2 separate regions of the Homo sapiens genome follow, and region 2 is linked to region 1. Evidence: chromatin contacts called from ENCODE Hi-C or POLR2A ChIA-PET data. All regions are on one chromosome and are shown on one strand. Each heading gives the region's core, a stretch centred on a gene start or an enhancer-like site at or near the end of the contact. The rest is flanking DNA. Distances are from core to core; before and after follow the strand shown. Region 1 holds the start of ARL6IP1 (ARL6 interacting reticulophagy regulator 1). Region 2 has its middle 22 kb from the start of RPS15A.

The links. Hi-C counts contacts between places; a loop is a spot of excess contacts on that map. ChIA-PET counts read pairs that join two places held with the same protein, here RNA polymerase II (POLR2A). Pooled maps may share reads with other maps.
Region 2: a loop to region 1 is called in a pooled map, with 4 times the contacts of the local background. The contact joins the enhancer-like site here to the promoter of ARL6IP1 in region 1. A Hi-C loop is called at or near these places in 3 of 37 single-sample maps with no recorded cell type and 6 of 50 pooled maps. POLR2A ChIA-PET finds 5 or more read pairs at or near these places in 14 of 52 experiments (CD4-positive, alpha-beta T cell, CD4-positive, alpha-beta memory T cell, GM10248 and 9 more).

The regions. Positions count from the first base shown.
Region 1 is chr16:18,799,329-18,805,396 of GRCh38, forward strand. It overlaps ARL6IP1 (ARL6 interacting reticulophagy regulator 1), which reads right to left and starts at 2,221. Exons shown (of 6, transcript NM_015161.3): 1 at 2,103-2,221. The coding sequence starts at 2,138. It overlaps SMG1 (SMG1 nonsense mediated mRNA decay associated PI3K related kinase), which reads right to left. Exons shown (of 63, transcript NM_015092.5): 63 at 5,532-6,068. RefSeq lists enhancers at 1,725-1,844, 2,065-2,144, 2,525-2,764.
Region 2 is chr16:18,764,835-18,770,902 of GRCh38, forward strand. No RefSeq gene overlaps it. Among named protein-coding and RNA genes, the nearest start is that of RPS15A, 22 kb to the right of the region's middle. Within about 2 kb of position 2,582, at least 2 of the 41 ENCODE cell types and tissues checked have a DNase peak (open chromatin) inside an H3K27ac peak, as active enhancers do.

The DNA.
Region 1 (6,068 bases), core at 971-3,470:
TCACTTTTCTAGTCCAAGCACTGGGCTATTCTTTATATACATGATGTAACTTAATCCTTACAGAGAGCCACAAGGTAGGGATAATTAGACTCAATTTACAATTAAAGAAAGTGAGCTCAAAATGGTTTACTTTCTCAAAGTCATGCGGGGAATCGTGGCAGTGCCCAGAGTATTAATAAAATGAAATAACTTTTTTTAAGTTTGTTTATTTCAGATGGTTAGAATTGATCCGTTGTTTTTGTCATCTTATTGATTTAAACCCTTCTAAATCCATTAGGAAAGACTTTCCCTGAATAGCATTCAATTTCTAAAATAGCTCTTTGTGTAATGGAATCACTCAGATGTTGACATTCATTGGACAATTAAGGAAAACTACTTTCACCAAATTAAGGTGGCATTTTACGGTCAATATACCTCCTCAATACAGTGTTTCTTACCACTCAGGATGTCATTTTGATTATACTTCAAATTTCTCTGACTCTGAACAGCCGAAAGTGGGCCTCTAGGATGAGCTAATGTGGCAAAAGCCCTTAAAGCTGGTTTTGGTAAAGGAAGAAAAATTTAGAATAAGAAACTCAAGTGTCTCTATGTTATCAGGCTGGATGCAGTGGATCACGCCTGTAAACCCAGCACTTGGCGGGTCGGGGGGGATTGCTTGAGCCCAGGAGATCGGGACCAGCCTGGGCTGAGACCTTGTCTCTTTGTAAAAGTCATTCACTGGAAATCATGCAAATGACAGAACAAGGCACTTAATCTTAACAAAGACGCTCGCTATCTGTGCCACGCTGAGCACTAGTGTGATCTCAATATTTCTGACTTTATATTCCATGCTTAATACTAGTGAAAGAGACTACTATGTGTGGGCACTCTGCTGAGCATTCATATTTATACTTCAATTAATCTTCCTAACAACCCTTAAAAAAAGGTGTTATTACTGTCCCCATTTTACCAAGGAGGAAACAGATACAGAGGTTAACTGATCTGCATCCAAGAAATCCACGACCAAAGGCGTTGCTTTCCTTAGAGTTATATTGCTCTGCTGGAAGGAGAGTTGGGAAGCAGGAGCTCTAGCCCAGGATTTGTCATTTCAACAGGGCTTGAGCTACTTCTCTGTGCTTCAATTAATCCTCTTAAAAAGATCCACGCTGAGAACTAACTATGCTAGAAGGAGCGTGTGTTTAAAGGAACAAACCATGCATTTCTAAAAGCAAATATAAAATCACGCACAATCAAAACTGCCCTGAAGTCACGTCATTGGCCAGCGTCTGGGGTCTTGGAAGTTCAAAAGCCCCTAAGTAAATTCTTTGGTTCCGTTTTTCATTGCTGGTATGTGACCTACAGTCACCAGGGAAGGGCAACTGAGAATATGCAAGGATATTTCTCTTGTTTTTTGCCCACAAGGTGCGCTTAAATTCATAACAAATAAAAATGTGTCCGCCTATGATACCATCTCACTGCAGTTCCTTCGGATCCCTGCTTATTACTCTAAAGCTGTTTCCAGTAGTCCTGTGACCCCACCCCCGCCAGACTTCCAAATTCCAGACAAACGCCAAGACATCCCATTGTCTGTTCAGCTGGACCCCGCTCCCGGTTCCCCACGGTGAGCTCGCAGCCTCCCTGTCGTTTTAAGTTGTACCAGCTCTAAGATAAATTCTGGGCAGTAGCCCTTTGACCCTCCACCCTTGTCCAAGTTTTAGGGGGAAAAGAAGGCAGGCACATCCAGGTTAAGATCAAAGACGGGGAAAGCCGAATACGGCTGGGGCCTGAGCCGCGAAAGCGCTGGACAGGCCCCAGGAGGCCTTCTGCCCCCACCCGCACCCCAGGCTAGTGTCGCAGCCCCTCTGCCTCCCACTTCCTCCTCGACTCCTACTCGCGGTGATGAATCACGCGCCCTCCTCGCCCCGTCGCGCACCGTCCCCAGGAAAGGTAAGGGTTCGACACCCAGGAGTCACCCAAGAAGCCCGAGGGCCAGGCATCGTCGCCTGCCCAGGGAGAGAAGGGCCGGGCCCGCGGCGGGTGACAGGGACGAGGCCGCGGTGTTTGAGCCCACGGACGTCTGGAGGCCTCGCTCGGCTCCCGGGGGACAGGCAGCCAGGACTCACCAGCAGGTTGGTGCTGCGATTATCTCCCTCCGCCATCGTCTCGGGGATGCAGTCTCTACAAGCGCAGGCCACCTCCCCAACGAGTCCTCCAACCGAAACCCGCACACCAACCACAACCCGAGGGAACGCCCCGCAGGCTGCTTATATGGGTCGGCCGCCCTTCCCGACGGCCCCCGCGACGCTCGCTCCTCATTGGACAGACCGAGCTTACGCCTCAAGGAAGCCGGGCCAACCGAAGCTCAGCGCATGGCTTGAAATCGAGGTCAAAGGAGACAGAGGCAGCGCCGGGCCGAGGGGGAGGGGACACGGAGTGCCCAATCAGCGCCCAGGGACTGCGCGACGCCCCGCCCAGCGCTGTGGGAAGCGGTTCAACCGCCTCTGCAGGGGGCGCTGTCCCTCAGTGGTTCTCCGGCTCTTGCCGCTGCGGTGGCTTTGGGTCCCTCTTCGTCTGGCTTTCGCAGCCGAGGAGACTCTCTGGAAAATGGGCTACTCGAAGAGAGATGCTCCGTTGCCTCAGGCGGAGGGCGGGGACGCCGGGCCTGCGACACTTCATCTTTTCCTGGCCCCGAGGTGGCTGGGATCCGTTCCACCTTCGGCCCAGTTCCCCAGCCAGGCCCCTGAGCCGTTTAGCCCGGATTTGCGACCCGTGAGGTTTTGAGGACAAGTGAAAAGAGCTCTTTGTGTGGATTTTGCTGCAATGTTTCTCTCCTACCCAGTAGGAATGAGGCCTTAGCTTGCGCGGAAAAACCCAGGCCTGGTTTGAGAACGTGTGAAAATGCACCGCCTTCTAAGTGGCTTTATTATACGTGGATGTTTAAGTTACTTAAACTACAAGCTCCCTCTCCAAAAGGATTCTTTTTTTTTTTTTCTTTTTTTTTGAGACGGAGTCTCGCTATGTTGCCCAGCCTGGAGTGCAGTGGCGCGATCTTGCTCACTGCAAGCTCTGCCTCCCGGGTTCACGCCATTGTCCTGCCTCAGCCTTCCAAGTAGCTGGGACTACAGGCGTCCGCCAACACGCCTGGCTAATTTTTTGTATTTTTAGTAGAGACGTAGTTTCACCGTGTTAGGATGGTCTCGATCTCCTGACCTCGTGATCCGCCCGCCTCGGCCTCCCAAAGTGCTAGGATTACAGGCGTGAGCCACCGCGCCCGGCCAGAATTGTTTGTTTGTTTGTTTGAGACGAAGGAGTCTCGCGCTCCGTGGCCCCGGCTGAAGTGCAGTGGCGCGATCTCTGCTCACTGTAACCTCCATCTCCCGGGTTCAAGTGATCCTGGCGCGTCAGCCTCCCGAGTAGCTGGAATTACAGACGCCCGTCACTACGCCCGGCTAATTTTTGTATTTTAATAGAGACGGGGTTTCGCTATTTTGGCCAGGGTGGTCTGGACCTCCTGACCTCAAGATATCCGCCCGCCTTAGCCTGCCAAAGTGCTGGGATTACAGGCGTGAGCTACCGCGCCCGGCCAAAAGGATAGTTCTTGACACGACCTTTCTTCCATTAGAGGTCAAGCTAAGAAAATATGTAAACCCTCTCACAAGCAGTAGAATTCCTAGGCAGTTTAGGAACTGTGTTGAGGCACTTGTACATCTTTTCTATCCAGGATTTCAAATGCAGTAACAAGTGCTTTGATCTTTTTTTTTTTTTTTTTTTTTTTTTTTTCTTTTTTTCTTGAGACACAGCCTGGCTCTGTTGCCCAGGCTGTAGTGCAGTAGCCACCGCGCCCGGCCGATTTTTCATCGTTTGATACAAACAGAATCATGCCAAATGTCCGGATCAGATGTTTGTTTCAGGTGAATTAACTATAGTTTTAACTTCCAACCTTTTATCTTTTTTACAGGTTTTAACTTCCAATCTCATGGTCATTTGTATTCGGCCATTGAATTTAAATTTATTTTTAAAATGTTCCTTAAGTAACCACCAGGTTCTTAAATGTTCAAGGAAGTCATAAATGTGAGAGAACATAGCTGCAGACCACATACTGCCCCTAAGAGAGCTGGGCAAGGGCAGGAGCATTGTGAATTTCATGGAAGGGTGTCAATTTGCTGTGGGTCTTTCGGGGAAAGGGGAGTGAAGTATCTGAATCAGGGAGAAGCACTTGAAAAAAAGTCTTTGCAAGGGAAGCTGACTGTTCAATAAAGTGCCACTTTGGAGAATGTTGGGGTAAAGAAGTTGTAAAGGCAGGATACAGCCAGTTGACAGAGACGCTATTTGGAGAGATTTTAAAGCTATGGAGTCTGAGGAGCAGGTTCTTCTCCACGCCCCTAAAAAAAAAAAAATACAAATGGGGAGGCAGGGAAGATCCCTTGAGCCCAGGAAATAGAGGCTGCAGTGAGCTATGATTGCACCTATGCACTTAAGCTTGGGTGACAGAGCAAAAAACCTGTCTCAAAAAAAAAAAAAAAAAAAAAAGTCAAAAAGATCGAAGCAATCAGCAGCCACATAATTAGTGAATATGTTGAGCACTGGGTATGTGATCTTGCTAGACCCACAGTAATAGCCACTTCCAAAAGAGAGGGTATTTTATTAGGGTTTAAAACTGACATTTCTACTTTTGGGAAATCAGCTTTTGCTGCAGAATATGCTTCTTGTTTTCACCCAAGTTTTCCATGCACAACTTAAGACTTGTTAACACCAGCTTGTGAAATGAAGGTAGGTGAAAAAAACAGAAGCAACTGAAACAGCAGTTTCTCCACTTAGTATTTTTTGTTACTTAACAATGTATTCCCATACCTATTTCTAAATGCACAGCCCTGCTATATGGTCTCTCACTAAATTTCCGATTGGTCTAATTATTAAAAAACACCCACCCTTAACATAGCTTTCTTTAGAGCTTTGTTTTTGTCCTACAGAGACAGGATGTGATCTTTTGAAATGTGCCAGATGACTAAGCAGTTAACACAAATCTTACTAACTTCATTTAGCAGCAACAAATGCAATCTCCAAGATATAAAGCCAAGCTGGACATTTTCTATTTTTTTTCAGAGGTTTCACACTCCAAGGAATGCACCTATCTGTCAATAATGATCTACGGGAATTTTGTTTTTAAATACTGCCAAAATTAAGCTTTATAAATTGGGCCTTAACACAAAGAATTTTATCGTTGAAGTAGAATTTCTACTGCTATTCAAAAATACAACAGATGTTTGAGAATAAAATAGTTACTTTTCTGAGAATTTAGGGGTCTTTTTTGAGGTATTAGTGCTATTCAGAAAAAAAAGACTAGGCTTGGCTCGGCTTAGTGGCTCAGGCTTGTAATCCCAGCACTTTGGGAGGCTGAAGTGGGAGTGTAACTTGAGCCCAGGAGTTCGAGATCAGCCTGGGCAACATAGGGAGACCCTGTCGTTTTGTTTTTTCAAGCTACCCAGGTTCCAAAAGGTTTCAAGTTTTCCAAAATCTATTTTGACCAATAAATTCAGAACTTAAATGCTGTATCTTTTGAGACTGAACCTTTATTTTCTGAAAAACAGGTATTTCATACAATCTTTGCCATGTTAATGCAAATATGCACAAAGTAGGCATGTATTTGTTTTCCAAAAGATGCATTATGAACATTTTCAGGAAGCTGGTGTGATTTATTCAACTTTTAAATACAATCACAAAATTATATCCATCAGGAGGCATTACAACCTTTTGTACAGAAAAGCCACTATTTATACATTGTTACTAAGACAAGGAAGATTCAGTTCAACTCAACTTGCTCTTAGAATAAGGGTAAAAAGTAAATTAACAAGTAAGTGAAGTATGATGTTGTTGCCACTGACATTACAGGTGGAAATATAAGGGAAATTTAAACCAGAAAAATGACACAATAACTTTAAAGAGGAGCTGAAACTTTGTCAAAAAAAGAAAAAACTATTAGCCTGTTTTCAAAGAAAAACATTCTAAAAGTGTGCATTTCAGAACATAGAATTCTTCTAAGTTTACCATCTTCAAAAATCTTCTAAATTGTATGACACTTTTACATTAGC
Region 2 (6,068 bases), core at 1,332-3,831, 34 kb before region 1:
CTAACCTCAGGTGATCCACCCGCCTCAGCCTCCCAAAGTGCTGGGATTACAGGCGTGAGCCACTGCATCTGGCCCAGGATGGCTATTTTCAAAGAAGCAAAAAGATAACAAATGCTGGCCAAGACGTAGAGATCTTTCACTGTACTTCTGACAAAAAAAGGGTTGTTATTTGTGTGTGTGTGATTTTTCTTCCCTGAGCAGCCCAGGCAGAGCACACTGGGCCCTGTGCACTGTCCTGTTACCTTCACATTTTGTCTCCACTGACTCCAGGCCCAACCCCTACTAGAGCTGCAGCTGTGCCTGTGCCCAAAGTCAATAGACTGAAGAGCAGAAAGAGGGAGTGGACTCTTACCCCATGGCTGGCGGACATTAAGATTTATCTCTAGGCCAGGCACAGTGGCTCACACCTGTAATCCCAGCACTTTGGGAGGCCAAGGCAGGCAGATCACCTGAGGTCACGAGTTCGAGACCAGCCTGGCCGACATGGTAAAACCTCCCATTTACTAAAAATATTTTTTAAATTAGCCATTTACTAAAATATTTTTTAAATTAGGTGTGGTGGTGCATGTCTGTAGTCCCAGCTTCTTGGAAGGCTGAGGCAGGAGAATAGCTTGAACCTGGAAGGCAGAGGTTGTAGTGAGTGGAGATCGCACCACTGCACACCAGCCTGCGCAACAGAGCGAGACTCCATCTCGAAAAAAAAAAAAAAAGAAAGAAGAAAAAGATTCATCTCTAGCTTGCAAAGCCAAAGTCTGCCAACTGCCATTGAGAAGCCCCTAATCCATGAATGAGGGGCTTTAGCTTCCTTCATAGCCAGACAAGGACAGAGGAAACAGAAGAGAGGAGACGGATCAACTACCCAGAGAAGCCAGAAAACCCTCTGCCAGGGAAAATACCACTTGTAAAAATAAGAGGATTATTTGGCTGTGAAATTTGCTTAATAATTGAATAGAAAACTTATTTTGATTCCCCAGGAAAAACCCAGACATTAAGTAATGTAAATTCCTGTTCAGCCAGGAGCCAAATAAGCAGAAAATATGAATTATTAGAGTCCTCCCCAATGCCAGACCCACATTCTATTTCACAGGAAATAAACAAAGAAAAAAATTCTCTGACATGGGGATTTTTCTCTAACCAGCAAACTGTCAGAATGGGTTGGGGAGGGAACTGCCCGCATTTTCCCATCCTCCTTCCCCTCTCTCTCTCTATACCACGGCCCCTCAGAATCACTCACAGAGGACTAATCATATTCCTTGTGTCCATTTGTGAATCACTTGGATCCTCCAAGGGCTGGCGGAGGAGTGGCTCATGACCAGTCAATGTCATGAATAAGTGATCAATGTCCCAGAAGGGGGAAGCCATCAAGAAGCTGAGAATGGGCCGGGCGCGGTGGCTCACACCTGTAATCCCAGCACATCGGGAGGCCGAGGCGGGCAGATCACCTGAGGTCAGGAGTTCAAAACCAGCCTGGCCAACATGGGGAAACCCCGTCTCTACTAAAAATACAAAAATTAGCTGGGCATGGTGGCGGGCACCTGTAATCCCAGCTACTCAGGAGACTGACACAGGAGAATCGCTTGAATCTGGGAGGCGGAGGTTGCAGGGAGCCACAATCATGCCATTGGACTCCAGCCTGGGTGACAAGAGTGAAACTCTGTCTCAAAAAAGTAAAATAAAATACAATAACAAAAACAATAAATAAACAGAGAATGGGGTCAGCTCACCCAGCCGCATGTGGAAGCAGGCCAGGGCAGGATGAGGGACGGCTTGAGCAAATTTTACCTTTCACATGGTACAAAAGTGTTTTTATTTGTTCCAAGTAAATATCCAAGAGTTCAAAAAATAGTTGCAAAACATGATGTTCCCCACTCTCCTTTAAAAGTGATTAAGGCCAGGCACGTAATCCCAGCACTTTGGGATTAAGGCTCACGCCTGTAATCCCAGCACTTTGGGAGGCTGAGGCAGGCGGATCATGAGGTCAAGAGATCGAGACCATCTTGGCCAACATGGTGAAACCCCGTCTCTACTAAAAATACAAAAATTAGCTGGGTGTGGTGGCGTGCACCTGTAGTCCCAGCTACTTGGGAGGCTGAGGCAGGAGAATCATTTGAACCCAGGAGGCAGAGCTTGCAGTGAGCCGAGATCGCGCCATTGCATTCCAACTTGGGTGACAGAGCAAGACTCCATATCAAAAAAACAAAAAACAAAAAACAACAACAACAAGTGACTGATTAGCCAGGCGCAGTGGCTCATGCCTGTACTCTCAGCCTTTTGGGAGGCTGAGGCAGGATGACTGCTTGAGTCCAGGAGTTTGAGAACAGCTTGGGCAAGATGGTGAGACCTCATCTCTACAAAAAATAAAAAAAAAAATATTAAAAAATAGCTGGGCGTGGTGGCACATGCTGTGGTTCCAGCTACACAAGAAGCTGAGGTGGGAGGATCGCTTGAGCCCAGGAGGTGGAGGCTACAGTGAGCTGTGTTCTCACCACTGCCTTCCTGCCTGGGTGACAAAGCGAGAACCTGTCTCAAAAAAAATTTTTTTCATGAAAAAAACAGTGGCTGATTATACAAGCACATGTGATGTTAGAGAGTTAGCGAAAGTCCCACCTGTTTGTTTGGGTTCTGAAACTGATAGCAGCTGTTAGGATTTTCTGAACATTGATCCTGTGCCAGACACTGAACTAAACACTGAGCATGTTCACGCGTTTAATCCTCATGATAAGCCCATGAAGCCAATGCAGTGACTAAGACCGAAGCCAGGGTTTGAATCTGCCTCCTCCACACACTAGCTGTATGATCAAGTGACTTGACTTCTCTATGCCTCAGTTTCCTCTTCTATAAAATAGGTATAAAAATAGTACCCATCTTGGCTGGGAGCTGTGGCTGACGCCTATAATCCCAGCACTTTGGGAGGCTGAGGCGGGTGGATCACGAGGTCAAGAGATCAAGACCATCTTGGCTAACATGGTGAAACCCTGTCTCTACTGAAAATACAAAAATTAGCTGGTATGTGCCTGTAGTCCCAGCTACTCAGGAGGCTGAGGCAGGAGAATTGCTTGAACCCAGGAGGCAGAAGTTGCAGTGAACCCAGATTGCGCCACTGCACTCTAGCCTGGCAACAGAGCGAGACTCCATCTAAAAAAAAAAACAAAAAAACAAAAACAAATAGTACTCATCTTGTAAAACTGCTATGAAAATTATACGAGTTATATGAACAATATCTGGAACATAGTATGTGCCATAGAAGTATGGCATCATCTTTATCATCATCGTCATCATCACCACAGGCGAGATAACTGAAGCTCAAAGAAAGAAGGCTACACTATTTCCCCACAGTCCAGTTGACTCTCAGGCTCATCCTCAAGCCCTCCTTCCCCACATTCTTACGCACATGGTTGCTAGGCTGCATTCTTCAAGCCCCGTCCCTTGGATGCCTTGGGAAGTTGGAACATCACCTCTTCGCTCTGCTTTTGGAGCCATCGTGCTGGAAGGACAGCAGGCGTGGACCTCCTCTCCCTAGGCACCTACCCACCACCCGCAATGCAACCTCTTCACCTGGCACGAGGCACTCCTAGGAGCTCTCTCCAGCTTCCTCTTGCCATATTGTGTGCTTTTCGAAGAGGACGCAGACATGCAACCCCATCCCACAGCAGCCCACAACTTAAACAACAAAAGAGAACGCATCAAGCAGTGGTTTCTCCGTGTCTTTCACCACACCTGGGCACACTAACTCAGAACACATGCCCATCCACTCAGTCCCAAAGACACGACTCTTTTTTTTTTTTTTTAACTCTGTGCCTATGCTTACCCAAAGACAATACCGTTCTTCTTTCTTTTTTTTTTGTTTTAAACAAAAAAAAAAAGACAAAGTCTCGTTCTGTCGCCCAGGCTGGAGTGCAGTGGTGCCATCTCGGCTCGCTGCAGCCTCTGCATCCCTGGGCTGAAGCGATTCTCCTGCCTCAGCCTCTCGAGTAGCTGGGATTACAGGCGTGCACCACCACACCTGGCTAATTTTTGTTTTTTGTTTCTTTAGGTTTTTTATTTTTATTTATTTATTTATTTATTTTTTTCTTGAGACAGAGTCTCACTCTGTCCCCGAGGCCAGAGTGCAATGGCATGATCTCAGCTCACTGCAACCTCTGCCTCCCAGGTTCAAGCGATTCTCCTGCCTCAGCCTCCCAAGTAGCTGGGAATACAGGCATGCACCACCACGCCCAGTTTTTGTTTTGTTTGTTTTTTTTTGTTTGTTTTATTTTTTGGTATTTTTAGTAGAGACGGGGTTTCCCATGTTGACCAGGCTAGTCTTGAACTCCTGACCTCAGGTGATCCACCAGCCTCAGCCTCCAAAAAGGCTGGGATTACAGGAGCGAGCCACACAGCACCCCACCTAATTTTTGTATTTTTAGTAGAGACAGGGTTTCACCATGTTGGCCAGGCTGGTCTCGAACTCCTGATCTCAGGTGATCCACTTGCCTTGGCCTCCCAAAGTGCTGGGATTACAGGTGGGAGCCACCATGCCCAGCAAAGACTGTTCTTCCTAGTGAAGAAAGGAGACAGGAGAAAGATATCTGCTAACTCAAGATAATTTTGGTTTGCTCTTCCTCTGTGCCATTGTTCCCATTCCCGCAAACCCCATCACAAGGAGGAAAAAAAAAAAAAAAAAAAGAAAGGAAGAAAATTTTGACTGCTAGAAAGACCTTACCCAACATAAAAGCATTATGGATGCATTTGTTTACTCTAAAACTTTCTTGAAGACCTAGTATATGCCAGACACTGTGCCGAGTTCAGGACTCCACCTCTGCTGATGGAGCCCTTGTGATACAACAAAGACTTCTTGTTCTCTGAGGGTTTTTGCTATTCATGTGATTTGAATTAATAATAGTAATAACTCAACATCTCACTGGCCCACTGCCCTGCTGGCTCTCAAGGCGCTACGACTTCTGCAAAGTGCTCTCTCTTTAGGACTTTGTCCATGGTTTCCTTCATCTCTTTGAGTATATTTAAGACAGTCAATTTACACTCATTGTCGGCTGAGCATGGTGGCTCATGCCTGTAATCCCAGCACTTTGGGAGGCTGAGGCAGGCAGATCACTTGAGGTCAGAAGTTCAAGACCAGCCTGGCCAACATGGTGAAACCCTGTCTCCACTAAAAATACAAAAATTAGCTGGGCATGGTGGCGGGCATCTGTAATCCCAGTTACTTGGGAGACTGAGGCACGAGAATCACCTGAACCTGGGAGACAGAGGTTGCAGTGAGCCGAGATTATGCCACTGCACTCCAGCCTGGGTGACAGAGTGTGACTCCATCTCAAAAAAAAAAAAAAAAAAGTAATTGTCTAGCCTGGCATTGTGGTGCACACTTGTAGTTCCAGCCTACTCAGGAGGCTGAAGCAGGAGACTCACTCGAGCCCAGGAGATAGAGGCTGCAGTGAGCTATGATTGCATCACTGCACTCCAGCCTGAGTGACAGAGGGAGACCCTGTCTCTAAAAAAAAATTAAATAAATAAATTTTTTTAAAAGTCATTGCTGGGCTGGGCACAGTGGCTCACGCCTCTAATCCAGCACTTTGGGAGGCTGAGGCGGGTGGATCACGAGGTCAGGAGTTTGAGACCAGCCTCACCAACATGATGAAACCCCGTCTCTACTGAAAATGCAAAACTTAGCTGGGCGTGGTGGCGCACACCTGTAATCCCAGCTACTCAGGAGGGTGAGGCAGGAGAATCGCTTCAACCCCAGAGGCGGAGGTTGTAGTGAGCCAAGATCGTGCCATTGCACTCCAGCCTGGGCGACAGAGTGGGACTCTGTCTCAAAAAAAAAAAAAAAGTCATTGCCAGTAAGACCAATACCTGGGTTGCCACAAGGACAGTATCTAGTCATTTCTTTCTTGCCACAAATGAGTGGAACTTTATTATTTCTTTCCATGCCATGAGGGTTTTTGTTGACATTTTCAATTTATGGCAACACTGAAAATCAGATTCTCCTCCCTCCCCAGGGTCTATTGTTGCTCTCTATCGTGGGTTGCTGTGGTTTGCTTGTTTGGTAAATTTTCCAAACTATTTTTGTAAAG